Regions from separate parts of the Homo sapiens genome. Here all the other regions are linked to region 2. Evidence: read pairs that join two places in POLR2A ChIA-PET (ENCODE). Cell type or tissue: GM12878. All regions are shown on one strand. Region 1 has its middle 83 kb from the start of TFRC. Region 2 overlaps TFRC (transferrin receptor). Region 3 overlaps ATP13A3 (ATPase 13A3).

What was found. ChIA-PET counts read pairs that join two places held together with the same protein. Peaks named below come from ENCODE experiments on the same cell type or tissue, not always from the same donor. Only the 100,000 strongest peaks of a DNase experiment are listed, where the experiment ranks them.
Region 1: POLR2A ChIA-PET joins it to region 2 with 8 read pairs; 5 of 35 experiments call an interaction of 5 or more read pairs at or near these places.
Region 3: POLR2A ChIA-PET joins it to region 2 with 5 read pairs; 1 of 35 experiments calls an interaction of 5 or more read pairs at or near these places.

The regions. Positions count from the first base shown.
Region 1 is chr3:195,997,913-196,000,412 of GRCh38, forward strand. No RefSeq gene overlaps it. Among named protein-coding and RNA genes, the nearest start is that of TFRC, 83 kb to the right of the region's middle. In GM12878, no CTCF peak of the experiment used is centred here; no DNase peak of the experiment used is centred here; H3K27me3 peaks cover 197 bases.
Region 2 is chr3:196,077,476-196,079,975 of GRCh38, forward strand. All of the region lies in intron 1 of TFRC (transferrin receptor), which reads right to left. Among named protein-coding and RNA genes, the nearest start is that of TFRC, 3.4 kb to the right of the region's middle. In GM12878, no CTCF peak of the experiment used is centred here; no DNase peak of the experiment used is centred here; H3K4me3 peaks cover 2,358 bases; H3K27ac peaks cover 1,600 bases.
Region 3 is chr3:194,467,487-194,469,986 of GRCh38, forward strand. The region is part of intron 2 of ATP13A3 (ATPase 13A3); the gene reads right to left. Among named protein-coding and RNA genes, the nearest start is that of ATP13A3, 18 kb to the right of the region's middle. In GM12878, no CTCF peak of the experiment used is centred here; no DNase peak of the experiment used is centred here.

The sequences.
Region 1 (2,500 bases), 80 kb before region 2:
TCTTTTATGACATCAAGAGAAATGATCCCAGAAAGAAATAAACAAGAAAAAGAATCTGATGATGCCTCAACTGTGAATGAAGAGACTTCTGAGGAAAATAATGAAATGGAGGAATCTGATGTGTCTCAAGCTGAGAAAGATTTACTACATTCTGAAGGTAGTGAAAACGAAGGCCCTGAAAGTAGTGGTTCTTCTGACTGCCGTGAAACAGAAGAATTAGTAGGATCCAATTCCAGTAAAACTGGAGAGATTCTTTCAGAATCATCCATGGAAAATGATGACGAAGCCACAGAAGTCACCGATGAACCAATGGAACAAGACTATTTAGAAACATTTACATGCAGTATTTTACACACAGTTCTGGTTTTAACACCGTATAAAACTTTTATGTTAAAACGCGCACCTTTAGTTTTACAAGAAAAGCAGGTTGTAAAATAAAGTACTTTATGGATAATTCCTGAAAGAGTTGTCCATGTAAGAACTGTGAATATCAGCTCCTCTGGGTCCTGCTTACGTTACCACTGATTTCTTTCTTTCTTTCTTTCTTTCTTTCTTTTTTTGGTCTGGGCAAATCAGTGGTTTGTATATAGATTTTTTTTAAAAATTTAGGATTAAAGTTTTTAAACTGGAAAGTAATTATAATTTTGAACAGTTTTTTGAGATTATCACATTTAGTTTATACATATGCAAGAAGCTTTTTGTCTTGTGTCTTTCTGATAGCTCTAGCAGTTTTCATATTTTGGTCATAGTTTCAACATTTTAACATGTGAATAATAGGGTTTCATGCTGGTTTCCAGATTGTATTGTTCGGCTACATACAATGGAACCTTAAGTTGTGTATATATATATATATTATTCTAAGGGGGAAAATGTTATATTTTTCTGTTTGTATAAGAGATGAATACAGTGGATACTTTTTCTATTGGTAATGACTGAGTTCACCTCTTTCAGAAGACATTTTCTTTCTCTTCTGAGTAACTGAAATAAAATCTGGCCTTTGTGAAACCCTGGAAATACCACGACCCTCAACTAGAAACACCAATACCAGCTCCTCCGTGAGTTCCCAGCTCCACAACCTAAGACATCAGAGGCAGCATTGGTTCCTCACGTAGATTCCAGCTCCGGGACCCCCATATTTGAACCGCAAGACCATCTCATCCCTGGATCTCCAGCTGCACCACACTCAAATTAGAACAACATCAGCTCCTCCCCAGGTCTCCACCTGCACAGCCCTCAAACGGGAACGTCAGCTCCTCCCCGGGTCTCCAGCTGCAGGGCCCTAAAACTAGAACATCAGCTCCCGCCTGGGTCGCTAGCTGCACCACCCTCAAACTGGAACATCAGATCCCCATGGGTCTCCAGCTGCAGGGCCCTCAAACTGGAACATCAGCTCCCCACCAGATCTCCAGCTGCATGGACCTCAAACTGGAACATCAGCAACCCGCCGGGTCTCCAGCTGCACTGCCTGCAAACTGGAACATGAGCTCCCTGCCGGGTCTCCAGCTGCTTGGCCCTCAAACTGGAGCATCAGCTCCCCACCAGATCTCCAGGTGCATGGCCCTCAAACTGGAATATCAGTTCCACCCTGGGGCTCCAGGTGCACAGCCCTCAACCTGCAACATCAGCTCTCCACTGGGACTCCAGATGCACGGCCCTCAAACTGGAACATCAGCTCCCTGCCGGGTCTCCAGATGCACGGCCTGCAAACTGGAACATCAGCTCCCGTCAGGTCTCCAGCTGCACGGCCCTCAAACTGGAATATCAGCTCCACCCCGGGGCTCCAGGTGCACAGCCCTCAAACTGCAACATCAGCTCTCAGCCAGGTACCCAGCTGCATGGCCCTCAAACTGCAACATCAGTTCCCCCCCGGGTCTCCAGCTTCACGGCCCTCAAACTGGAACATCAGCTCCCCAACCAGGTCTCCAGCTCCACGGCCCTCAACCTGCAACATCAGCTCCCCACCAGATCTCCAGATGCACGGCCCTCAAACTGGAACATCGGCTCCCCACAGGGTCTCCAGCTGCATGGACTTAAACTGGAACATCAGCTCCCAGGCCCTCAAACAGGAACATCAGCTCCCAGGCCCTCAAACAGGAACATCAGCTCCCCACAGGGTCTCCAGCTGCATGGCCCTCAAATTGCAACATCAGTTCCCCGCTGGGTCTCCAGCTGCACCGCTTCAAACTGCAACATCAGTTCCCCCCTGGGTCTCCAGCTGCACCACTTCAAACTGCAACATCAGCTCCCCGCTGGGTCTCCAGCAGCATGGCCCTCAACCTGGAACATCAGCTCCCCCGAACCCGGGTCTCCAGCTCCACAGCCCTCAACCTGGAACATCAGCTCCCCCCAACCCGGGTCTCCAGCTCCACGGCCCTCAAACTGGAACATCAGCTCCCTGCCGGGTATCCAGTTGCACGGCCCTCAAACTGGAACATCAGCTCCCCACCAGGTCTCCAGCTGCACGGCCCTCACACTGGAACATCAGCTCCCCACCAGATCT
Region 2 (2,500 bases):
GCGGGGTGGCTCACACCTGTAATCCTAGCACTTTGGGAGGCTGAGATGGGTGGATCACCTGAGGTCAGGAGTTCAAGACCAGCCTGGCCAACATGGAGAAACCCTGTCTCTACTAAAAATACAAAAATTAGCCGGACGTGGTGGTGGGCGCCTGTAATCCCAGCCACTCGGGAGCCTGAGGCAGGAGAATGGCGTGAACCCAGGAGGTGGAGCTTGCAGTGAGCCAAGATCGCGCCACTGCACTCCAGCCTGGAAAACAAGAGCAAAACTCTGTCTCAAAAAAAAAAGAAAGTGACACATACAAAAAGACAAAATTAAGACTAAGGCAGACAAGACCAGTTATGCTACAAATACCACAAACCATCTCCAATGGGAAGGGGAAGAAATACTGATCCTGACTGAATGAATAGTTCCTACAAGTGATTCGATCTTTGACACAAGAAGAAACATGAAACACAGATTACGCTGTTTTACAGATGAAGAGGCCAGTTATTAGAGAAACTAAGTGGCCTGTTCAAGGCTGAAAATTGATAATCTAAGCGAAGTTAAATGGGTTACTGGGTTATAGAAATTGTGTTATCATCTCTGGAAATTTAAGACATTAACCTTAACTTTTGTCAAAGCAAAATACATCTCTGTAATCAAAGTCCTAAGTTAAGTTAAAGGCCTTAACTGAAATCTGAATTTTCCAGTTAATTTGGTTTGAGGGCATCTAGATACTTGAAAATGACATTATCCTGAGATTTGCAAAATGGACATTTATTGGATACCATTTTAAAGCTTTTCCTATATACGAGTACACTTAGGGCATATTAAACACACACGGCACAAAGCAAGCTGTGAGGTATACGCAAATTGTAAAGCAAAGGGTATTATAACTGGCATTAAGAAAAAGCTTTCTGGCCAGGCACGGTGGCTCATGCCTGTAATCCCAACACTTTGGGAGGCCGAGGCAGGTGGATCACGAGGTCAGGAGTTTGAGACCAGCCTGGCCAAGGTGGTGAAACCCCATCTCTACTAAAAATACAAAAATTAGATGGGCGTGGTGGTGGGCACCTGTAATCCCAGCTACTGGGGAGGCTGAGGCAGGAGAATCGCTTGAACCCGGGAGGTGGAGGTTGCAGTGAGCCGAGATGGCACCACTGCACTCCAGCCTGGGTGACGGAGTGAAACTCCATCTCAAAAAAATAATAAAAAAGAAAAAGAAAAAGCTCTAAAACCTATTACAAAAAATTCTTTTTAAATTCAAGCTTTAAAAACCAGTGTCCATATGCAATAGACCATATTCTTAGAAGCATAATCTTTTTTTTTTTCTTGAGACAGAGTTTCGGTCTTGTTGCCTAGGCTGGAGTGCAATGGCAGGATCTCGGCTCACTGCAACCTCCCCCTCCCGGGTTCAAGCCATTTTCCCACCTCAGACTCCGAGTAGCTGGGATTACAGGTGCCCACCACCATGCCCAGCTAATTTTTGTATTTTTAGTAGAGACGGGATTTTACCACGTTGGCCAGGCTGGTCTGGAACTTCTGACCTAGGGTGATCCACCCACCTGGCCTCCCAAAGTGCTAAGATTAGTTACTTGATAAGAACATCCCAAGGAAATCGAAGGCGTGAGCCACTGCGCCCAGCCAGAAGCACAATCTTTTGCCCCTTCTGTTACAAAAAGCTTATCACTACCACTCCACCAGAACAGTAAGGACCCAATCATTAGAGCCAGAACTGGAAGGCCCCACCCTGAACCAATTTTAATCATCCTTTTCTAGGAAAAAACATCTTGCAAGTTTTAACACTCATCTGAACCATCATTCCTCAAGTTTTCTTGTTTTAAATTAATTTTAAGAACACAAAGCGATGGCCGGGCATGGTGGCTCACGCCTGTAATCCCAGCAACACTTTGGGAGGCCGAGGCGAGCAGATCACCTGAGGTTGAGAGTTTGAGACTAGCCTGACCAAACATGGAGAAATCCCATCTCTACCAAAAAAATACAAAATTAGCCGGGCATGGTGGCGCATGCCTGTAATCCCAGCTACTGGGGAGGCTGAGGCAGGAGAATCACTTGAACCTGGGGGAGGTGGAGGTTGCAGGGAGCCGAGATCACACCATTGCACTACAGCCTGGGCAACAAGCGTGAAACTCTGTCAAAAATAAATAAATAAATAATAATCTAAGCTACTTGTGTTATCTTTGGTGTTCTCAATGGTGACTGAAAACAACAATTCAATTTCTCACATTAATAATGAAGCTCAGGTAGGCAAAACGTAGCCCCACGTTTTGAACCATGAAATGGAACACATTCACTGCCTAACAACTTCACTACCCTCTATTTTCTCCAAAATCAGACAGAATCCAGCCCCTGTTTTTACCCACCAACATTCTTCTCTGTTCCTTGAGGTCCTCCTCATTTCTTCCAGGCTCAGCTCAAGGCTTCATCTCTATGAAGCCTTCTCTGACTGACTTCCCTATCCTGTAATAACTGGTATTGAACTACCTGATAATGAGTA
Region 3 (2,500 bases), 1.6 Mb before region 2:
AAGTCTTAGCAAATTTTACCAAAGTGCTAAAAATAAACAATTCAAATAAAAAGTTGCTCTAAAAACCTCCAATTAATTATTCACTTTGAATATATTATACACCTCAAAGGAAATTACCCAAGAATTCACTTTTCACATAAACTTTTAGTCAACTCCAATGCGACAACTCCAACAGCTCTTACATTTAGAACATATGTATGTTAAAAACATATTTAAATTTTAAATGTACATAAGTAAAAGCCCTGATTATTTCAATGACTGAGAGGATAAAAAACCACATAAACATATTTAAAATACACTGCTTATCAAGATAAAAATACATATTAAATACAATTCTACTATATATCTAATCAGACATTTGAAGCATTAATACCAAATTGATAAACCCATTACTTACAGAAATATAACTTTTCTGGACTGCTGGAGCACACGTTTTTTAACCAAGTCAAATTCGATATCAGAGAAAACAAATTGAAGAAATTTTTCTTACCAGTAGCACTATATCATCATTCTTCCCAATTCCTGATATTTGCACAGCTTTCAAAAGCTGGCTTTTAATAATAAAAATAAAACTAAGCATAAAAATTTGGAATTTTATGCCAAATATTTCTGTTTCGGTTCTGTCTGAACTGCTTTCAAAATGATTAAGGTATTAAAATTTAGAATTTTGTAATTCACCAATTTTTAGTAAGTTTTCAGAAGATGTGCCCTTCTGCCATCTGTCACTCGTAGAGCTCCTATTATTTGAATAAATCCTAGCTAGTTAGCTCACCGAAGTTCCAATTCCACAGTGCATGCCTGAGTCTTGATGTTATCTAAATAGCAAGGAGCTTATAGGCTATTGTGCTTAACCAAACCCTTCCTTGAATTTATAATAAACTTGATTTGCTGTGTGAGTTTAAAAAAAAAAAAAAAAAAACAGTATGGGACAAAGTGAAGCTACTGGGAAAAAAAATCTCACTACATTAAATATGCCAATTTTTGAAAGTTTACTTATTTTTTCACATTATGTAATTACTACAAACAATTAAAGTATACTATTTATCCTATACCATGCTAAAAGTTAGTCAGATTTCATTCCTTAAAACAAGATCAGTTGTTTTCAGACACAGAAATCTCCAAACCTCAAAGACATCTTTGCTTCAAACCTGAGTTTCTCAAGAGTTGTAACAATATTATAATAGTGAGTGTGGAGAGTGTTGAATTTTTTTAAGGATAGTCTATGTACGTGCCTACAATTCCAAAGTAGGTAATTTCACGAAGTGATTTAAATAACGACCTGTAATCAAGTAAAAGTTCAGGCAAAGCAATTTTGAATAATACATTTTTAATTTAATTTTTTCCTTCAGTCAGTATTTGCCATCTTCAGCAGTACTGAAGTAAAAAACTAAAATTAAAAATGCATTATTCACCGAGGCGGGTGGAATGCCTGAGGTCAGGAGTTTGAGACCAGCGTGGTCAGCATGGTGAAACCCCATCTCTACTAAAAATACAAAAATGAGCCAGGCAAGGTAGCATGCGCCTGTAATCCTGGCTACTTAGGAGGCTGAGGCAGGAGAATCGTTTGAACCTGGAGGTGGAGGTTGCAGTAAGCCAAGACTGCGCCACTGCACTCCAGCCAGCATGACAGAGCAAGACTCCATCACACACACACACCAAAAAAAAAAAAGCGCATCATTCAAAATTCACAGCTGGGTGCAGTGGCTCACGCCTATAATCCCAGCACTTTGAGAGGCCAAGGCAGGAGGATCACATGAGGCCAGGAGTTTGAGACCAGTCCAGCCAACATAGTGAAACCCCATCTCTACTAAAAATACAAAAATTAGGCAGGTGTGGTGGTGCATATCTGTAATCCTAGTTACTAGGGAGAGGCTGAGGCAGGAGAATTGCTTGAACCCAGGAGGCGGAGGGTTGCAATGAGCAGAGATCACACCACTGCACTCCGGCCTGGGAACAGAGTGAGACTCTGTCTCAAAAAAGAAAAAAAAACTCACAAAAATAAATAAGTATAAAAGAAATTCCAGTAACTGAATTTCTCAATGGTGTTTAAGTTTATAACATATATAATTCTGGAGTTTTAAAAATTAAAACTTCACTGAGATTTCTGTGACACCTTGTATTGTTGAATGAGAGAAGGAATTATCCCGCTTTGTTTTGCAGTCCTAGATTTTTTTTCTGAGAATTACACATACCTACCAATGTTAAATAAATATTTGATAAACCCATCTTTAAAGACCACACAAGCCAAGAGTGCTTTAATGATCTTGAAATATAAACAGCACAGCTAGCATTCTAAATATTATTTTATTCTCAAACTTGTAAAATTTACAGTAACTGAGAAGATAACCTTGTCCAGTTCAAAATCAGTTCTACTTTTTGCTGTTGAAATAAAATATGCCCCAATACGTTTAAAGCCTTAACTTTAGTCATTGAACAATTTCAATTTTAATACCTATACAAATATATACAAAAAGAATTTTTAAAAAATCAGAATCATCCA